Regions from separate parts of the Homo sapiens genome. Here all the other regions are linked to region 7. Evidence: chromatin contacts called from ENCODE Hi-C or POLR2A ChIA-PET data. All regions are on one chromosome and are shown on one strand. The core of a region is the stretch at or near the end of the contact, and the rest is flanking DNA. Distances in the headings are between cores, read along the strand shown.

Region 1 (2,700 bases), core at 46-2,545, 1.4 Mb after region 7:
CGTGGTACATCGAGTGCAGCCAGGGTTCCTGCAGCCCTGGATACACCATCTTCTGGGAGCTGAGGAGAGGCACATGGAAGGGGTACTGGGAGGAGAAGAGCTGGACCTCATGGGCCAGGTAGAGTGGGGAGGAGGTGGCCTTGGGAGAGTAGGCTTTCCCAGAGAAGACCACCTGGGAGTAGACGAAGTAGATGCCACTGGTGGGGACCAGGAGAGAATTGTTGCTCAAGGAGAAACCATCCTGGAGGAAGGCACGGTCCGTGTTTGCTCTCCAGAGCAGTGAGTTCTGCTTGCTGGGGTCTCCTAGGAAGAGCCATAGGGGATGGGGGTGGGAGATCAGGGGTCTGGATCAGAGGTCTCAATCCCTGAGGAAGTGGGCACTGAACAACTGAGTTCCTGGGGGATGGCAGGGGGAGGCATAGGAGTGGGCTCCCTCTGTTTTTTTTAGCGTGGGGGAAGTTGGGGGAGAGGGGTGGATGCTTGGGTTCCTGAGGCAGGGGTAGGAGGAGAGCTGGTGGGGACATGTCTGGGAGGTCAGGTGGATGTTTACCAATGAGGTGAGCAGCAGGTTTGAGGGTGCTGTGGGCAAGATGCATCTTGGGGTGCTGACGGGCAGTCTGGGCAGCTGAAGGTGTGAGGCCAACACCAGGGAGCCCCTAGGGGAGAACAGAGTTGAGGGGGGCTCTAGGGCTCAAGGTTTGGCTGAGCCACCCCAGCAGCCCCCATTCTCCTGCTGCCTCACCTGGGCCCCAGGCAGCAGAACCAGCAGCAGCCCCAGAAGGAGGAGGTGTAGGGTGGTGCCACACACCCTTGGGAGGAAGAGACGTTCAGGTGGTGTCATGGGGAGAACCTGCAGAGAAAGAGAGAGAGAGAGAGAGACAGTGAGCGGGGCGGGGCACGCGGCGGAAGACAGACCTCCCGCCCTGGGAGAGAGCACCCCCCGACCCCCGAGAGAGAGATCGACAGAGAAGGGGACAAGATGCAGTCAGAGAAACCCCAAGGTGAGCAGAGGGAGACAGAGAGAGACAGGAAGGGAACAGAGAGGAATCATGGCAGAAACAGAGAATGTGTGACAGAGACAATGAGACTGACAGATGGAGAGTCAGAGACAGAGAAGGAAACCAAAACCAAACCCACCAAGGCCCAGGCCCAGGCAGGCCGGGGATCCAGGCAGCAGGTGCAGGAGGGACCGAGGCCCAGGCAGAGGGCAGGACACTGCTGGGCGGTAGTCCAAAGCACGAAGCACGGGCAGCCCAAGGAGATGGGGCAGGAGAGCCTCACCTGCTGTGCGGAGCCCCTGGGCCCGGACGCTCAGGTCCCTTTATAGAGGAAGCGGCAGTGGCAGCGTGGCAGGCAGCGGGCGGGTTCTAGGTCGGGGCTGGGGCCCGGGGAAGCCCCCAGGGCTTAGAAGATACTGCTGTTTCAGTCAAAGGCAGGAAAGGCTGAGGCCTAGGAGAGAACCACAGGCTGGGGGTTCAGGCGACTGAGTTCTGGGAAAGGGAGTCGGGTCAGGGGAATCGTGGGCTGGGAGGGCCAGGGAGTGGGGTCAGGCCTAGAGTTCCAAAGAAGGGACAGTCAATTCAGAGAGGAGGTGGTTGAGCAGCTGGGGTGTGAGCTGGAGGCCCGGTTCCCTGAAGAGCAATCATATATAACATCTCTGCACCCTTGGCTGAGTACAGGCTTCTCTCTTTGCCCATTTCCTTCTCTTGTACCCCTGTCCTTGTCCCAAACAACTCAAATCATACTTGTCCCAGTATACGGACTTTCCAGCCCATCTGGCAGGTTTCACATCAAGAAGGTCCATTATATATCCCCTTCATCGGGGACATTCTGGTGTTTGCCTCTTGTCCAGGTGAAAATATTAATGGATCCCCCTTCCACTCTTGAAAGTGTCCTAGTTTGGAAGATAAATTTTTTGGTCCCCTTACTCAGAGATGATGCTGGACAGTCAAGTATGATGAGGTCTCATCTCACTCCTGAAGGATGCCCTCCATCTCTTCCTGACTTCAGGTGGCTTCCACAGAACAGATTTATATAACCCCAAATAAACACACATTCCAGGATCAATGTGGCAGACACCTTCCAAAGTTTTCTACAAAGGAAGTTTCAGAATTCCACATGGGTGAGGCTTAAGGGTGGTGACTTAGGGTGGGGTGGGGACAGCTAAGGGACTTGTTCTGAAGCTGCATTTGCAGAGCCAATACATTATTTTAAAATTGTTCCAGGCCTGGTGCAGTGGCTCACACCTGTAATCCTGGCACTTTGGGAGTCTGAGGTGGGCGGATTACTTGAGGTCAGGAGTTTGAGACCAGCTGGCCAACATGGTGAAACCCCATCTCTATAATAAATACAAAAATTAGCCAGGCGTGCTGGTGCGCATCTGCAGTCCCAGCTACTCGGGAGGCTGAGGCTGGAGAATTATTTGAACCTGGGAGGCGGAGGCTGCAGTGAGTCAAGATCGCACCACTGTATTCCAGCCTGGGGGACAGAGCAAGACTCTGTCTCAAAAAAAAAAAAAAAAAGTTTCCAAAATTTTTTTCCTTTTTATTGATATGTAACTTAGGTATGAGGTGGACACCTCTTAAGTGTACAGCTGATGAATTTTTCCATCTGTATGTAGCCACCACCCAGCTCCACGTATTTTCAGGTCCCCAGCAGGTTCCCTCATGCCCCCTCCCTGCTGATACCCTCCAAAGATAA
Region 2 (2,700 bases), core at 1-2,500, 1.2 Mb after region 7:
AAGTATCCTGAATTCCACAGCACACACAGATGGATCTGTCCAGCAAGGAAGAAAGGAAATCACTATTAGAATCACTCATAAGTGTAGGGTTTACCATGTCTTATATAATTTAATCATTTTCTCAAATCTCTGAGATAGGCATCATCACCCCCATTTAGTGAATGTGAAACAGCCACTCAGGAGGTAAGAGACTTGCCCAGCTCTTCCCAACCCTGTTTTTTTTTTCTTTCTTTCTTTGAGACGGAGTCTTGCTCTGTCGCCCAGGCTGAAGTGCAGTGGAGCAATCTCAGCTCATTGCAACCTCCGCCTCCCGAGTTACAGTGATTCTCCTGCCTCAGCCTTCCCAGTAGCTGGGATAACAGGCACGTGCCACCACGCTCGGCTAATTTTTATATTTTTAGTAGAGACGGGGTTTCGCCATGTTGCCCAGGCTGGTCTCCAACTCCTGAGCTCAGGTGATCCGCCCGCCTCAGTCTCCCAAAGTGCTAAGATTACAGGTGTGAGCCACCGCGCCCGGCTCCCAACCCTCTTTTATTCTAACTTCCCATCAACTCTCCATTCAAGTTTCTACTCCCCTCAGAGACCTCGGCCAGCTCCTCCTCCTCCTCGACTTCCTCCTCCTCGGCCTCCCTGGGGCCCGGCACTGGGGCCGGGCTGGGGAAGCCGGAGGAGGCCGCCCCAGGTCTCGGTCCCTGCGGTGTCCTCCTTGGGTTCGCTCCTAAGGAGGCCATGAGCTTGGAGGCTCTGCGGATGCAAAAAGTGAGGGCGGTTCGGAAGCAACGATTCACAGAGGAGGCCGGGGTAGGGTGGCGCGCAGAATGCAAAGCACTAAGTACTTCTGCTACAGGGCTGCGGGGCAGGGCTGAGGGGCGTGGAGAGCTGTGGACACAGGAGGTGAATTCTCGGGTATTTAACTAAAGTACAGATTGTGGGAAACTCCACGCGCCCCACCCTCATTCCTGTCACGCGGAGGTTACCCTTTGGAAGGAAGGGGTCTGAGGGCCCTGTGGGGCGAGTCGTGCACGTCTTATGTCTCTGCCTCTGCCAACCACGCGCCAGGACCCCAGCCTCACGCGCTTATCTTCCTCCTCCCCCAGCTGCCGCCATCGCAGCGTTTTCCCGCCTTTTCAGTAACCTGAGTCGCTACAGGTGGGAGAACGCCCCGCTGACCGACCGCCACGAGCCTGCAAAAGGAGCGCGCCGGCGCGTGAGCGAGGTGCGCGCGCACGCGCCCCGCCCTCCTAACCGCTGTTGATTGGAGAGGCCCGGATCCAGCCTAGAGATCCGACAGGGCGAGGAGGAGAAGCGGACTGCCGTAGCTGAAGAGTCTGGACGCTGATTGGCCTATTTGCCTTCGGGGCGGGTCCAGAACGTTCAAACTTCCCGCCCTCTGCCGTTGCTTAGCAGCCGGGCCTCTAGCACTCACTGTTTCTGGGATTTGATTGGCGCAGTGGGAAGCCCGCGAGAAGGTCGGACCAGGGTCCGTAGTCCCAGTCCCTGGAAGGGGTTTGGGACCGTTGCGGGGGTTTTGAGGGGGAGGCCAAACTTAAAGAGCCAGAGGCGCTTATTTTTTTTCCTGCAACAACTCTTAAGTTAATATTTGTACCCTCTGAGTTAATATTTATACAGAGCTTAGAACAGTGCCTGGCAAACAAAGTAAGACCTAAATGAGCGGTGTTTCAAATAAATAAGCGGAAACAAGCAGGACTTCTGTCTCAGCCCTACCGTGCCTGTTTCCTGGGTACAGGGTATGACCACCCCCATAATGGCACGACAGGGCCTAATTTATTATTTAAACCCTTCAAGCAGAGGTGGAAGCATTCGAATTACATCAAATTCTGGCAGAGAGAAGTAGTTCTGATCAGAACACTCACACCCCTACTGGGACATGCCCATACCCCTTCGCACTTCTACACACCCCTGAAGACAGAGAGGTATCTATCATTCATGCATTCGGCAACTATTTAGTGCCTATTTTGGGCCAGGGGTTGGACTCAAAGCGGTGAACATAATGAAGTCACTGCTCCATAAAGCTTATTTGTGCGTCTGTGTGTGTGTGTGTGTGTGTGTGTGTGTGTGTGTGTGTTGCGGGGGTGGGGTTATGAGGGAGAAAGAAAAAAAATATATATATATATATATATAATCCCTTTAAATGCACCATCCTCCCCAGCTTTGTTCCTAGTACCCTGAGATGGGGAGATTCCTCCCCAGCCCCCCAACCCAAGAAGTTAGGAAAGATGGTGGGGGTGAGATGACCTAGCTGTGCTAACCAGTAATTGGAAAATCCCCTCCAGCAAGAAAGGTGGGGGAACAGAGTTAAGGGCTGGGTTAATGGTTACCCCTGGCAAATCTGTTGAGCAATGGAGCTATAGAAACTTGGAGGAGGTTGGTGACAGCTCTGGGGAGTGTCAGGGAGGGACCCACCTTCCAATCTGGGGTGTGAAGAGATTAGGGACTAGTTTACCAAGCCCAGGAAGGGGAGGGAGTGGAAAGAGAAGCCCAGAGAGGGAAAGAGGAGCTACTGAGATAGGAGAAATGCAGGGACAGGGAGGTGAGATGGAGGGAAACCTCTGTTGCAGGATTTGGGGGTACAGCCCTGGCTCTGCTGGATGGTTCCAGGAGAGGGCAGCGTTGCCTGTCACCTGGTAAATTAAGGCACGATACCCTGTGGGTAGTCATGCCAGCCAGCCAAAGTCAATA
Region 3 (2,700 bases), core at 198-2,697, 1.3 Mb after region 7:
ACGCCAGGCTAATTTTTGTATTTTTAGTAGAGATGGGGTTTCACCATTTTGGCCAGGCTGGTCTTGAACTCCTGACCTCGTGATCCACCCGCCTCATCCTCCCAAGTGTGAGTCACTGCGCCCGGCCGAAAATTTTTGTAATAAAAAGCTAAAATGTGGTTAGGCACAGTAGCTCACACCTATAATCCCAGCACTTTGGGAGGCCAAGTCTGCAAGACCAGGCTGGGCAACATAGCAAGACCCCATCTCTATAAAAATAAAATTAGCCAGGTGTGGTGGTGTGCATCTGTGGTCCCTACTAGGGAGGCTGAGGTGGGAAGATCGGTTGGGCTCGGGAGGCAGAGGCTACAGTGAGTTGTGATTGCGCCACTGCACTCCAGCCTGGGCGACAAAGCGAGACCCTCTCTCAAAAAAATAAGCTAAAATGTTAACAGCTTTTTATTGGGGCAGTAAAGTACAAGTGCTCGATCTGGAGTCCTGTAGGCCTGGATTTGTCAATTCTGACACTTATGTTCGTCTAAGTGTACTCACTTAAAAAATGTTAAAAGCTCGTTAAAAGGCTTTTTAAAATAATACACAAAACCCGTAGTATATGGGCTGGCACAAGTGCTCATTAAACAGCTGCTTATTAGAACTCTTAACTAAAATATAACCAGGACCTGGGTATAAACTACGAATCCCAGAAAGGTTGGACACCCCAACAGCGATGTGTCTTTCTGGAGGACTCGCAGTTTCGCGGGGCCGAGGCCCTTGGCCCAGGGCAGGTTAAGAGAAGAGGGCACGGAGAGGCGGTAATGCCTCCACCCCCGGCCTTCGGAAGCACGCTGGCCGGCCTTTAAATTCCCCACGGTCAGGGTCTTGTCTTTCTGTCCACTCGGACTCCATTTGCTCCCAATTCTCAAACTCGGAAGCGCCTCTTTTCTTGACAAGTCGTGCAACTTAGTAGCACGTTTACTTTTCCTAAAACGTGTCATGTCCCCTTGGCCACACACCGACGAATGTGACGCCCACAGCCCTTAAAACGCCCACCCGGCAGAACCGAAATCTAGCCCAACCAAGCAACCGAGAACAAAATTGACCAGTGCCGCCCCCAAACGCCTACTGAAAGAGTAACTTCCGGAGGCACAGAAGAAAGGGCGCAGCGAGGGCAATAGGGTGGAGAAGAGTTTTAGCTGGCTAGGACAGTGCCGCCTGAAATTATCAGCCTGCCAAGATTTAAACATAGATGAATGTGGCATAATCCCCCATCTCCAAAGTCCAAGGTCCATACGACCGTCCATAGCCCCTCTCGAGGCAGTGGTAGAGTCCCAGCTGGTGACTGTTTTTCAGGCATTTACGGTAGCCACCTCAATCTTCTAGCGCTCAAGCGCGCGCACAGACGTGAACGCCGCCAGAGGGGGGAGGGGGTGGGGCGATGCTTAAGTGTCCACGCATCCGTAGTGCGACGCACGCAGGCGTAGTACGGTCCCCCGGGCGACAGCGGTGGCGGCTCCTCGGGGTGCTCGGCTCCCTCCCACCTAGGCCGGCCCCGGCCCGACTCGCCCTCAGAAACTCACTGTTTGGGGCTGCGGACTTTCTCGTCGTGCCCCACAAAAGTAAAGCTTGGGGACCTGGGGGGAGCCGGAAGTATCGCTTCGAGATCCCCAAATACTATCGGGGAAACGGAAGTGGCCGTCGGTGGCAGGTTTGGGGGAGACCGGAAGTGACGGTCCGTGGGGAAGTCGGGGGCGGAGCCGCGGGGTGGTGGGTGTGTGTGTGTGTGTGTGTGTGTGTGTGTGTGTGTGTGTTTGGCTGTGGGTTAGTTGTGCCGTTCTGCTGGAACACCGTGGGAAGGCAGTAGACGCGGGCAGTCAGCTAGCAGGTCTGTCGCCCCGTGAGTGCCGTTTCGGGTCTATAGTGAGTTAGGAGGGTTCGATGGGCGTGGCGCGCGTGCGCGAAACCACTTTCTCCGCAGAGTGTGGGGCGACCACCGCTTTCGCGTTGTCCCAGGATTTTCCGACCTCTGGGGCGCTTGTCCTGCCGTGACCGGTGATGACACTAGTCTCTGGTCTCGTGCTTCCTTCCTAATCTGACTGGCTCCCTGCTTATTGTGATTGGCGTCGTGGAGCCCCTCCCACCTCTCGTCCTCCAGCTCCCTAAGCCGTCGATCTCCTGCCCTTTGTGTTTCTCTCCCTGTGCCCCGGAATCAGAAGGGGGATGGGGACAGGTGTGAATGTGTGTGTGTGCAGGAGAAACTTTTTAGGTATTGGGGCAGGGATTAATGCTAGGGAGTCTTTCGGGTACACTCTGGTCTGGGCAACAGCGGGCCTTCCTTCCTTCGTTCTTCTTTAGAGACCTGTCGGCCATGGAGCCTAATGATAGTACCAGTACCGCTGTGGAGGAGCCTGACAGCTTGGAGGTGTTGGTGAAGACCTTGGACTCTCAAACTCGTACCTTTATTGTGGGGGCCCAGGTGAGACACCTCACTAGTTCTGGAAGACACCTTTAGCTTTTCCTCGTTTAGGCCCCTTAGCCTGAGAGATGAGCTTGATTTTCTGGTCACCAGATTTTCTTTTTTTTTCTTTTTTTTGAGATGGAGTCACGCCCTGTCTTCCAGGCTGGAGTGCAGTGGCGCGATCTCGACTCACTGAAACTTCCACCTCTTGGGTTCAAGCGATTTTCCTATCTCAGCCTCCTGAGTAGCTGGGATTATAGGCGTGT
Region 4 (2,700 bases), core at 68-2,567, 1.3 Mb after region 7:
TTGGCTCCTGGAAAAAATCGCCTCCAGATGAAATACTGTTTTACCATATGAAGAACTGAGAAAAAGCATTATGGAGCCACCTTAGCACCCTGTAACCATGGGCCAGAAAACAGAGGGCCAAGGCCAGAGCCATCTTCGTTTTCCTATCCTCATTAAAAATGTCCATCACCAGTGTTTCTTTACTCGATACCTCCAGCTCCCTAAGCAAGCCGGACGACAGGTCTCTCAGTCCATTCCAGAGTGACCAGGCATTCGTTTATGGACGGGAACAGTGTAAAGAGATGAGAAATAGTGGGGAAGAAAGCAGGGAAATCCAGACAGGCCCAGAATGAAAGCTAAAATTGGGGAGAAAGAACTTTATGACAAGCTAGAGATAAGATGGATGTTGCTTCGTAGGTGTTTGAGGAGGCCAATCTGTGAAGATAAATATATGAAGGGAAAACGAATACAAGAGTCATGTAGCGAATAGACCAAAACTAACAGAAAATAATGAATACGAAAGCAGGTGGAAAATATATGGAAACAGGAATGGCAAAAAAAAAAAGGATGTAGACAACGAAGTAAGGGGGCAGAGGCCCAAGAAGAAAAACGGGGTTGGGGGAGAAAGGAGACGAGGAACAGGAAAAATGAAAAAGCAGACATAGGGCGACTGAGCAACATAGAAAGCAAAGATGCTGGGATAAAAGCAGGATTCTAGAGTGGGAGTGGCTCGACACGAAGAGGGGCGTCCAGAGGGGGGAACACAGCGCTGGATGATAGGAGGGGGTCCAATATGGAGGAAAAGCGCCCTTCCGAGAGAACCGTCGGGCGCGGCCCACCACCACGGGGCGGCAGCCGGGGAGGGGGCCCACAAATGGGGGTGAAAAGCCAGGAGCGCAGCGGAGGGTAGGGAGTTACGGACCCAGGCGCAGGGGTCACCCCCTGAAGCCAAGACGGTGGGTGGTTAGGGGCAGACTACGGATCCTGAATGAACTGCCGGAGGTGCGGGTCCCGGAGTAGAGGTACCGGAGGGGGAGGGGCAAGCAGGCCCGGCAGCAGGAGGACAAAATGGCGGCGGCTAATGGCAGCTTCTCCTCCCCCCGGCCCACCACCGCCGCCGCCGCCGCCACCGCCACCGCCACCACCTCTCCCGCGCCGGAAAAGGGCGTCAGCGCACGGTTCACCCAGACTCACCTGGCCGGGTGCGCGGGGATCCGGGACCCGGGCCTAGGGGCTCCCCGGGACGGGATGGCGGTGGGGCGGGGGAGGATGGCGGCGGATGGCGCCGGGTTCGGCTCCTCCCGTCTCCCTCGCTCACTCCGCGGCTGAGCCCCGACTAACGGCCCATCCGGGCAACCGCCGCCCCCGGGAGCACCCCCTCCCACCTCCCACCTCCCTCCGCGCCTAGACACGCCCCTTAATTTGCATAAAGGGCGGGGCACTTTCTACCCTAACCCTCTACTTCCAGGGCTGTCTTTAGTTTAAAAAAAAAAAAAAAAGGGCCGGGCGCGCGGAGCATGCGGAGGTTATTTGCATAAAGAGGAGGGACTTAAGGGCACTAGGACCCCGATTGGCTAAGGAGGCGGGCCCCCAGCGTCGGCCGTTGAGCCGTGTTGAGGGGGCGGGAATGCGGTGCAGGTCGGCTGGGCGGTTGGGACGCAGAATTTACACGACGAATGTGGGAGAAAGAGGCGGAGCGTGCGTCGGACGTTAGTAGAAAGATGGGAGCGGAGAGACGTTGGGACGCCAAAAGTGGAAGGCAACGACACACGGCCCGTGGCGCCTTCAGCTAGGGAGAAAGAGAGAGAGGACGGGGGCTGGCGGGCGGGATTAGCTGCCGGAGGGCTGAGTTTCCGCAGGCCTGGTAAGAGTTCCAGCTCTCGCATCCCTTTGCCGTGAGTTTGAGGAGGTGGTTGGAGCGGGGAAATGCACCAGAGGGGCGGGGCCTTCCAGTTATTATATTACGTCATGCAAATGAGGTGGCTAGACAGACCAATCCAAAGGCCCCGGGAAGCGTTTCGTCCGCACCACGCAGCGTAGGCATTCTTCGGGCAGTTCTACCTATTTGCATAATGTATGCAAATCATTTGAACAAAGATAGGCTAGGAATGACTCGTTCATCAAAATATGGGCAACCATCGACTAAGACGGACATTTAATTTTATAACCTATAATTTTCATGAATAAATTTTTATATTTGAAATTATTGGGAATTTGTAATTTCTTAACAATGGGTTTCATTTTGTGAAATGCAGTACTGTTACCCTCCTTTGTCTCTTACTACCCGATTCTAGAACTCTCTGCTCCCATCAGAGTTATACCCATTCAACAGATCATTCAATGACTATGATTTGAAGGCGCTGGAGATAATGCACAGGATATTATAGAAGTAGAGAAATAAGGCCTGGCGCGGTGGCTCACGCCTGTAATCCCAGCACTTTGGGAGGCCTAGGCAGGTGGATCACGAGATCAGGAGTTCAAGACCAGCCTGGCCAACATGATGAAACCCCATTTCTACTAAAAATACAAAAATTTGCCCTACGTGGTGGCGGGCGCCTGTAATCCCAACTACTCGGGAAGCTGAGGCAGAGAATTCCTTGAACCAGGGAGGCGGAGGTTGCACTCCAGCCTGGGTGACAGAGCAAGACTACGTCTCAAAAAAAAAAAAAAAAAAAAAAAAAAAAGAAGGATGGGCGCGGTGGCTCACGCCTGTAATCCCAG
Region 5 (2,700 bases), core at 96-2,595, 1.4 Mb after region 7:
CGGGCTCGGCTTCCTCAAGGGTTGGGTTACAGGCCTGAGCCACTGCACCCTGACCACTTATCGATACTTGACATTATATTTGTGTTTATGTGTTTTCTTTCCTGTAATGTAAACACTGTGAGAACAGGGCTGTTCACCGTTGTGTCCCCAGATCCTAGGACAACATGTGGCACAAGGGAGGCAGTTGATAAATACTTTTGAATAAATTAAATGATACTTGGGAAAATACCTTCTATGACACCATTCTTGAATTAGTTACTTCATTTGTCACTGAAGACAAGCTTACTTCACCAAGAATTTGAACCAATAAGGTAACCTGCAGTGTATTTACTAACCAGATTCTTTGAGCAGGGAGGCAGAATACAATAGAGAATGAGAGATGTTTGCATCCTGGCTGTAACCTCACCAGCCGTACTGCTTGAGATATGTTGCTTTGCTTCGCTTCTGTCAATAAGATGAGAATAACGGTACCTACTCCTTAGTATTAAATGATTAAGTATGTTAACAGGGAGAGGGCCAAACGTTTGTTGTTTTATTACACAGCAGGACATCAGGTCTTACTTTTGTAGCTCCCCATCTCAAAGACGGGGATAGCAAATGTTTCATTCAGGAAAAAAATCCAGGTTGAACAATGGGGCTGTTGGGGCGGGGCCAAGAACATTCTGCTCGAATTAACAGTATTAATGGGCCGGGCGCGGTGGCTCACGCCTGTAATCCCAGCACTCTGGGAGGCCGAAGTGGGTGGATCACCTGAGGTCATACATGGGTGAAGCCCCGTCTCTACTAAAAAAACAAAAATTTGCTGGGCGTGGTGGCGGGCGCCTGTAATCCTAGCTACTCGGGAGGCTGAGGCAGGAGAATCGCTTGAACCCGGGAAGCAGCGGTTGCAGTGAGCCGAGATCAGGACATTGCACTCCCGCCTGGGCGACAGGGCGAGACTCTGTCTCAAAACAAAAACAAAAACAGTATTAATGGAATGTAGTATAACCCTCAAGCCCTACTATTAACACTTGGGGCCGAATCCAGACCCCGTCTTCCCGCTCGGATTCAGAACACCTTCCTGACTCACTGGCCCTAGGGCATCAGCTACCTCGGACAGCATCCTTTTGGGAAAATACCGCCCACCAGCCCCACGACTGGGAAAGAGTCGGGAAACACCCCCGAGCAATCCAGTTCCCTGAGACTTCCCTCCTCCCTCCCCTCAGCTAGGGCCTGCCGGTTCCTAGTGCGTGCCCAGCAGTCCTCAGGTCACCTTCACTACCGGGCCAAGGACCCCGTGGGAACTCGCAGCCTTCGCCACACTCGTTCCTCGCGCATCCATGGAGGGGTGCCTACAGAGAAGACCTGCGTGGCAAAAACCTAAACGAAGAGATGAGGGGCATGGAGAGGAGTAGGATAAGAGAATAAAGATAACAGTGGGGGGGAGACGTTAGTTTCCTTTATATCTTTTGTTACTGGCGGTAGCAGTGAAGTTAGAAACGGTTTTAAAACAAATTTCAGACAGGCATTTTCCAAAGGCAAGCCTGGAGCGCACGGATCTGTATAACCGCGGAAGGCCCTGTTTCCGGTCCCTTGCGCCTGCGCTCTTGCAGCCAAGAAGGCGGGAGGCTGGAGTAGAGGGAAGCCTGCAACCGGAAGTGAAGGCAGATTTCCCTCCTTCGTCGCTGTTGCTGCCGCCATACGCGCTCTCCCTGTTTAGGTAAGCTTTGGCCTTCGCTACAATCCGTTTCCATCTGCGCTTCTCCGCACCCATCCCGTCACATGGGTTCCTGATACCCTTTTCACAGGCGATGGTCTGGTCGCTGGGGCCTAGTTGGTTCGCTATTTCCTTAGCTTGCATCCCTTTCGAGAGCAAAGAGCTCCTGGGGGAAGGAAGGGAAGCTAAGGGGGGACCCAATCCAAGATGGTGTCCTCGGCGCCATTGTGTTCGTTTTGCTCCCTTCTTCCAATGGGTTCTTCTCATATTGGAGGCCTCAGCATCAATGAGAGGCGGCGCTCGGCGTCCCTTGGTCTTGGTATTTGCGGAGGGCGGGGCTCTTCTCACCTTCCTTGTCCTTTCTTGAGCTCTTTCTCGGCCCTCGGTGGGACTGGGAGGAGGAGCTGGTTTCTGGGCCCAGTTGGATTTTTCTCACCTTGACTTGCCCAACTTAATTTGGAGTGCCTTCCAAGTGTTTACGATACGATTGGTGTCATTGTATGTTTCTCCAAAAGGAGTCTCACCTTCGTAGCGTAACAGTGATGTGAGACCACTTGGTAAAGATCCTGTTAAAGCCTGGGCGGGGATTGCCTTTCTCTGTCACCTATTAGCTTTCTTATTGTAGGGTGGAGACATGAATTTTGTTTTTTTGTGGCCGAGCCATTTGTCTTGCACCGCCCCTCCCCCCCATGCTAATTACACAAGGCTTGCTTAAACAGCGGAAGGGAGGATACTGAGAAGTGGGAGGCTGAGAGCTATGGGAGGTGGACGGCGGCCATATGATGTTTTCTTTTCGAAAGGTGAGCGCTTTGCGCAGTGATGACCCTCATCTATCACCCTTGACTGATGGCTGCTGAGTTAGGCATCCATAACGGTGGGATTATAATAGGGAAAGCGGAGTCTTCCTTTGAGGACTTTTCAGGACTCTACTTGTCATCTCCATTTTCCACTTTACTAAGTTATTAGTCGTATTTTACCTTTTATTATCTATTCTATTTCCTCAC
Region 6 (2,700 bases), core at 167-2,666, 1.8 Mb after region 7:
CACTGCATAATAGTCCATAGTCCATTGAATGGAGTATAGCAATAAACACTGTTACATATTCTGAACCTCAACTCCCTCCCTCCCTCCCTTCCTCTCTCTCTCTCTTCTTTCTTTCTTATTTTTTGACACAGGGCCTCACTCTGTCACCCAGGCGGAGTGCAGTTGTGGGTTAATCATGGCTCACTGCAGCCGCGACCTCCCCAGGCTCAGGTGATCCTCCCACCTCAGCTTCCGGAGTAGCTGGGACTACAGGCATGAGCCACCTCACCCGGCTAATTTTTTGTATTTCTGGTGGAGAAGGGGTTTCACCATTTTGCCCAGGCTGGTCTTAAACTCCTAGGCTCAAACCATCTGCCTGCCTCACCCTCCCAAAGTGCTAGGATTACAGGTGAGCCACCACACCCAGCCAACTGCCTTTATTTCTGTAAGAGATATTTCCCGGCCAGGCGCGGTGGCTTACACCTGTAATCCCAGCACTTTGGGAGGCCGAGGCGGGTGGATCACCTAAGGTCAGGAGTTCGAGACTAGCCTGGACAACATGGCAAAACCCCGTCTCTACTAAAAATATAAAAATCAGCCGGGCGTGGTGGGGGGTGCCTGTAATCGCAGCTACTTGGGAGGCTGAGGCAGGAAGAATTGCTTGAACCCGGGGGGGTGGGGGTTGCAGTGAGCCCAGATGGCGCCACTGCACTCCAGTCTGGGTGACAGACCAAGACTGTCTCAAAAAAAATAAAATACATAAATAAATAACAATAATAATATGTAAGATTTGTCCCACGGCATTTTGAGGTGATGGCAGGCAGAAATAAAGCCAGTCCCACCCTTTCTGGGCTAGGGAAAGCTGAGATGGTCTTCGGCTCCGGGTGAGTCACTCCCCAGGGTCCAGGCCTGGCTGCCCGTTCCCCTCCCCCTCCAACCCACCTACAGCCCCTTCTGCTCTGCCCCATCAACTACATTTTCTCCCTCAGCACTCGCCTTAGATTCCTGGACCCACAGCACAGAGGCGACCTCCTCCTTGCAGACTTTAGGCGCCACTGCGGGGTCCGGAAAAAAAAGAGAAACGGCCCAGCGCTGTCACTTACATAACCCAGGGCGGGGCTGCGCTCGGCGACCGCAAGCGTTTTGAATTCTGCGCCCCAGAGTTCACTGCGAGGACTGGGATCACCCGTCACCCCGCCCTGGTCTACGGAAAATGACAAGTGTTTACTGATATAGAAACGGAATAACGGCGCTGTGGGCTGGGGTGGGCGGAGCTGCCTTCAGGCTTCTGGTCTCCAGCGGCGGGGAACTCACACCTGCCGCTGTGAAAATGCAGACCCGCGGGGCAGTAATTCCGAGTCCAGCCTGGGGCGCGATCTGGAATCTTGACTCGCTTGAAACACCACGACGGATTCGGAGACAGGTGAGTAGAGAAATGAGCCTCAGCCCCTCCCACGGGCCGCCCACGGATTCCAGGATCCGGAAACTCTTCCTGCTGCTGCGTCACCCCAGGAAGGCAGCGCCCGCCTCTGGGCAGTTCTGATGGAAACTGGCTTCGCCGCCCAGAGGAAAACCCACAACTAAGGGGCCAAGAAAAAGCCTCCATGGTCCCGCCCTTTCAGTGAGGATCCTAATTTATACCCCGAGTGTGGCCCCCATCAAAGTCTGCAGTGACAGCCGAGCGCGGTGGCTCACGTCTGTAATCCCGGCACTTTGGGAGACCATGGCGGGCGGATCACTTGAGGTCAGGAGTTCGAGACCAGCTTGGCCAACATGGTGAAGCCCCTTCTCTACTAGAAATACAAAAATTAGCCGGGTGTGGTCGTAGGCGCCTGTAGTCCCAGCTACTCGGAGGCTGAGGCAGAAAAATGGCTTGAACGCGGGAGGCGGAGCTTGCAGGGAGCCGAGATCGCGCCACTGCACTCCAGCCTGGGCGACAGAGACTCCATCTCACACACACACAAAAAATGTAGAGTGACGTTCACTGAAATGATACTAGACCAGCGGGAGGGACCCAGAGCGCTGCGGTTCACAGAATGCGGTGACAGCGCCGCCTCGCGTCCTTTACTTCAACTGCCCCAGGCAGACGTGGTCACGTGTGTTGGCCTGGAGGCTGGAATACACCGGGGTCAAATGCAGAGTGGAGAAAGGAGGGAAGGATGGGAGGACGTGTTGAAGAAAGACAGTAAGAGCTAGCGCTATGGTTCATATCTGTAAAACTAGAGTTTTCGGAGGCGAGGCAGGAGGATCGTGTGAGACCAGGAGTTTGAGGTCGCAGTGAGCCGTGATCACACCACTGCACTCCAGCCTGGACGACAGAGTGAGACCCTGCTTTTATATACTTTTCATATTTTCTGTAATTAAGCAAGTTTTGTGTCCGGAATTGGTGGGTTCTTGATCTCACTGACTTCAAGAATGAAACTGTGGACCCTCGCGGTGAGTGTTACAGCTCTTAAGGTGGCGCGTCTGGAGTTTGTTCCTTCTGATGTTCGGACGTGTCCGGAGTTTTTTCCTTCTGGTGGGTTCGTGGTCTCGCTGGCTCAGGAGTGAAGCTACAGAGCTTTGCGGTCAGTGTTATAGCTCTTAAGGCGGCACGTCTGGAGTTGTTTGTTTCTCCCGGTGGGCTTTTGGTCTTGCTGGCTTCAGGAGTGAAGCTGTAGACCTTCACAGTGAGTGTTACAGCTCATAAAAGCACTATGGACCCAAAGAGTGAGCAGTAGC
Region 7 (2,700 bases), core at 85-2,584:
CCCGCAGTACACAAGGAGAGAACTGTTCAGGACTGGGGGAGGGGATGAGGGAGGCGATGGAAGAGGCCACCCTGGAGAAACCCGAAACCTTGGGAGCTGTGAAATCATTCCAGGTCCCGAGCCTCCCTCGCATCTCAGACCATGCTGTCTAGACCCCCTACTGCCAGCACCCACCTTGGGCCTGGTTTCTGTTCCTAAGCAGACCTCAAGCTTTCAGCTTGTAAGCACCCCAGCCTGGAGTAGACACGTGCTCAGTAAAGACCCTACAGGGGCAAAAGGCCCCACAGGCCGTGTCCACGTGAATGCACACAAATTCGGTAAGCGACTCGAAGCGTAACCTCCAGCCTGCGGTGTGACGACTGGAGCTCCCCTACCGCGGACACAAAGGGCGCACAGCAATGCTCCCTCCAGAGGCTCTGGGGAGAAAGGAAGTTGGCGCCTGGGAACAACCTCAGTTCACAACATGGGTGGCCAACTCCTAAAGCATTCACATCCACGGGTAGGGGCCACAGCCACCACTCCTCAGCCCACCGCCAGGTCACCCCTCCCTCGGCCGCCGATGGATCCCTTCTCACCTGGCTCCCGGCTGCTGTACCCCCAGGGGACGAATGGAATAGGGGGGGCCACACCGCCCCCTAACCCCTTTGCCCTCCAATGGGTACGGAGGCATGAGGCTGGCCATTCCCCTCCCCCCCCATGGCCCTCTCCCGCTCGCCCCCCCTCCACGCTCCCATTGGCTGTAAAAGGTTTGAAGGACAAATCTTCCCACTCTCAGGATTCTTTCCTGAACCCCAAGAATCCCCCTCCCGGACTCCCCACCATTGGTTAAGCACTTGACTGACATCTCCGCCCCACAAGGGCCCCTTCTCACCTGGATCCTAAAGCCTTCCAGGGGGCCTCCAAAGTTGCCCTCGGCTTGGTACGGGGTATGTAATCCGGGGTGTCAACCCCCCCCCAGAAAACGAAGCCGTGCTGGGGGAGGGGGCGTAGCCCCCAGCCCCTCCCTTCCCGAACGGGCTGGGGGGGTGGGGAGAGCATCGGGGCCGCGCGGCCACGTCAGCAGCACCCAGATTGGCTGACCGGGGTCACGTGCCCGCTTCCCCCCCACCCCCCGCCTTTCCCCCAGCCACGAGGACCAGCTTTCCGAACGTTCCTGGGGGTCGCGCCAAGGGGCCAAGGGGGCCGCATGGCCCAGGCCTATGTCCCGAAACCCAGAGCGCTATAACGCTGCTGCTTGTCCATATCCCCAGCTTCCTATCCCGCAGTCCTGGACTCTGTCCCCCCCACTCGCCTCTCCATACGAGTTCAGCATGGCTGCCGCAGACCAGGAACACACACAGCGCAGGCGCAAGGGTGCGCCCTGACTGGGGGAGGGGGAAGGAGGGCCAGAGGCTGCGGGGAGAGCCGTAGTGCGCAGGCGTCCGGACCGGAACCGCATCTCCGGCGGCGGGGCTTGGAGCGCGCGCTTTTCGTGGGGCGGGAGCCCGCGCCCGGGTGCTGACCTCCTGCCTCAGCGCCCCCTCCCCCACTACCCGCGGCCTAGCGGGGTAGCCTCGGGTGGCCAGGCTTGTTTCCTCCTCGGTGGGTGTAAGGTGCGGCTTCGCTGGTCCTGGCCTGAATCCAGCGGAAGCGCACGCTGCTGAGCTGTCAGCGGAGGAAAATGGGGCCTGGACCTGGAGATATGAGGGTCTGGAGAGAGGGGCCCCTTCCCTGGTGTCGTGTGGTGCGACCACTGGAGAGGGAGTTTCTCGCCCTCGTCGCGCCTGCCGCGCGGAGAGATAAGGTGCGGACCGCAGATGTGGACTTCGTATTTGGCTTTAGTCTTAGGCAGCCTTAAAATCTCTCCGTGCCGTGAACCTACGCTAGACTTTTCTTTAGTGAGACCTGTGAGTCCCTGGACCGCTCTACCTTCTACGATATTTACCAGCTGATAACTTTTCCTTCTCTATTTATTTCGTAGTGGACCGTTTAAACCTCTTATACTCTTAAAGTTATGATCTCTCCTCTCCCAAGCTTGAGTGAATTCCCCCCAAAATTTTGGAACTGGTAACATAAAATGTTATGGTGATTCAGTTGCCAGCTAAAAAGTAAGCCTTTAATTTGTCATTAGCCGATAACCTCTCCCTTGATTACCCAGAGTATGGTCCAGATTTTCACGCTGCAGACCCTAATCTCTCCTCACCGACAGATGGCACTTCACAGAACAGAAAGGCCAATTTGCAGAACTGGCTTCCCATTTCCCACCTGCAAACTGGGTCAATTGTGTATTCCTTTCTCATTTCACTAGAGGTCCTCCCTTCGGTTTGAGGAAATCCTTTACTATTGACCTGGTCAACCTTCTCTGTTACCCGGAAGCTGTCTTCCCTTCTCCCCCTTTTGACCTTTTTAAACTTTTCTCTTGGTTTCCCCGCTGACAGAAAGATAACAACCCTCTCAATATCGTGCCCTCTTAGAGACTCATGTCTCTCGGCTTCCTTGCACAGCCAAGACCTGAAATTGAAATTATCCTTACTATCTCAATTCTTTGTCACATTCTCTTTCCCCATCCCCACTCTTCAAGCTACCTCTGTCAGGCTGCTACCACCAAAACTTTTCTGGCAGATGTCACCAAGAACCTCCTAACTGGCAAAGTCAGGAAGCACTTTACAGTTCTCACTTTATTTGACCTCTGAGGCATTCGACATTTGATCATGTTTCCTT

The links. Hi-C counts contacts between places; a loop is a spot of excess contacts on that map. ChIA-PET counts read pairs that join two places held with the same protein, here RNA polymerase II (POLR2A). Pooled maps may share reads with other maps.
Region 1: a pooled map shows a loop between it and region 7 (8-fold over the local background). The contact joins the promoter of LTA here to the promoter of BRD2 in region 7. A Hi-C loop is called at or near these places in 6 of 50 pooled maps. POLR2A ChIA-PET finds 5 or more read pairs at or near these places in 9 of 52 experiments (CD4-positive, alpha-beta T cell, CD8-positive, alpha-beta T cell, HCT116 and 6 more).
Region 2: a loop to region 7 is called in a map of naive thymus-derived CD4-positive, alpha-beta T cell, with 10 times the contacts of the local background. The contact joins the promoter of MSH5-SAPCD1 here to the promoter of BRD2 in region 7. A Hi-C loop is called at or near these places in 2 of 168 maps with a recorded cell type or tissue (both naive thymus-derived CD4-positive, alpha-beta T cell), 5 of 37 single-sample maps with no recorded cell type and 17 of 50 pooled maps. POLR2A ChIA-PET finds 5 or more read pairs at or near these places in 7 of 52 experiments (AG04450, BJ, Caco-2 and 4 more).
Region 3: a loop to region 7 is called in a pooled map, with 9 times the contacts of the local background. The contact joins the promoter of BAG6 here to the promoter of BRD2 in region 7. A Hi-C loop is called at or near these places in 3 of 168 maps with a recorded cell type or tissue (HL-60/S4, gastrocnemius medialis and right cardiac atrium), 1 of 37 single-sample maps with no recorded cell type and 22 of 50 pooled maps. POLR2A ChIA-PET finds 5 or more read pairs at or near these places in 8 of 52 experiments (CD4-positive, alpha-beta T cell, CD4-positive, alpha-beta memory T cell, HEK293T and 5 more).
Region 4: a loop to region 7 is called in a map of prostate gland, with 9 times the contacts of the local background. The contact joins the promoter of PRRC2A here to the promoter of BRD2 in region 7. A Hi-C loop is called at or near these places in 2 of 168 maps with a recorded cell type or tissue (ascending aorta and prostate gland), 1 of 37 single-sample maps with no recorded cell type and 15 of 50 pooled maps. POLR2A ChIA-PET finds 5 or more read pairs at or near these places in 2 of 52 experiments (CD4-positive, alpha-beta T cell and MCF 10A).
Region 5: a map of ascending aorta shows a loop between it and region 7 (6-fold over the local background). The contact joins the promoter of DDX39B-AS1 here to the promoter of BRD2 in region 7. A Hi-C loop is called at or near these places in 2 of 168 maps with a recorded cell type or tissue (ascending aorta and chondrocyte) and 13 of 50 pooled maps. POLR2A ChIA-PET finds 5 or more read pairs at or near these places in 14 of 52 experiments (CD4-positive, alpha-beta memory T cell, HEK293, MCF 10A and 10 more).
Region 6: a loop to region 7 is called in a pooled map, with 7 times the contacts of the local background. The contact joins the promoter of HCG27 here to the promoter of BRD2 in region 7. A Hi-C loop is called at or near these places in 7 of 50 pooled maps. POLR2A ChIA-PET finds 5 or more read pairs at or near these places in 3 of 52 experiments (HepG2, activated CD4-positive, alpha-beta T cell and naive thymus-derived CD4-positive, alpha-beta T cell).

The regions. Positions count from the first base shown.
Region 1 is chr6:31,570,884-31,573,583 of GRCh38, reverse strand. LTA (lymphotoxin alpha) reads right to left here and starts at 1,295. Exons shown (of 4, transcript NM_000595.4): 1 at 1,138-1,295; 2 at 743-850; 3 at 551-656; 4 at 1-303. The coding sequence starts at 841. LOC100287329 (a long non-coding RNA gene) reads left to right here and starts at 881. Exons shown (of 2, transcript NR_149045.1): 1 at 881-1,001.
Region 2 is chr6:31,738,498-31,741,197 of GRCh38, reverse strand. It overlaps MSH5-SAPCD1 (MSH5-SAPCD1 readthrough (NMD candidate)), which reads right to left and starts at 1,250. Exons shown (of 29, transcript NR_037846.1): 1 at 1,136-1,250; 2 at 585-744; 3 at 1-35. MSH5 (mutS homolog 5) reads right to left here and starts at 1,193. Exons shown (of 25, transcript NM_172166.4): 1 at 1,136-1,193; 2 at 585-744; 3 at 1-35. The coding sequence starts at 731. RefSeq lists a silencer at 491-709 and enhancers at 489-1,120, 1,121-1,751.
Region 3 is chr6:31,651,408-31,654,107 of GRCh38, reverse strand. BAG6 (BAG cochaperone 6) reads left to right here and starts at 1,447. Exons shown (of 26, transcript NM_001387994.1): 1 at 1,447-1,684; 2 at 2,332-2,452. The coding sequence starts at 2,345. It also overlaps a transcript of APOM not described here. RefSeq lists enhancers at 839-1,418, 1,419-1,998, 1,999-2,578.
Region 4 is chr6:31,619,332-31,622,031 of GRCh38, reverse strand. PRRC2A (proline rich coiled-coil 2A) reads right to left here and starts at 1,317. Exons shown (of 31, transcript NM_004638.4): 1 at 1,174-1,317.
Region 5 is chr6:31,540,949-31,543,648 of GRCh38, reverse strand. DDX39B-AS1 (DDX39B antisense RNA 1) reads right to left here and starts at 1,345. Exons shown (of 2, transcript NR_133675.1): 1 at 1,253-1,345; 2 at 511-940. It overlaps DDX39B (DExD-box helicase 39B), which reads left to right and starts at 1,646. Exons shown (of 11, transcript NM_004640.7): 1 at 1,646-1,699. It overlaps ATP6V1G2-DDX39B (ATP6V1G2-DDX39B readthrough (NMD candidate)), which reads left to right. Exons shown (of 13, transcript NR_037853.1): 3 at 1,501-1,699. SNORD84 (small nucleolar RNA, C/D box 84) reads left to right here and starts at 2,471; the gene lies at 2,471-2,548. RefSeq lists a silencer at 989-1,904 and enhancers at 1,218-2,139, 1,017-2,216.
Region 6 is chr6:31,196,476-31,199,175 of GRCh38, reverse strand. HCG27 (HLA complex group 27) reads right to left here and starts at 1,416. Exons shown (of 2, transcript NR_026791.1): 1 at 1,294-1,416. RefSeq lists enhancers at 1-553, 2,691-2,700.
Region 7 is chr6:32,967,228-32,969,927 of GRCh38, reverse strand. It overlaps BRD2 (bromodomain containing 2), which reads right to left and starts at 1,334. Exons shown (of 13, transcript NM_005104.4): 1 at 872-1,334. LOC124901302 (a long non-coding RNA gene) reads left to right here and starts at 1,407. Exons shown (of 3, transcript NR_190904.1): 1 at 1,407-1,783. RefSeq lists enhancers at 1-101, 1-419, 1,718-2,257.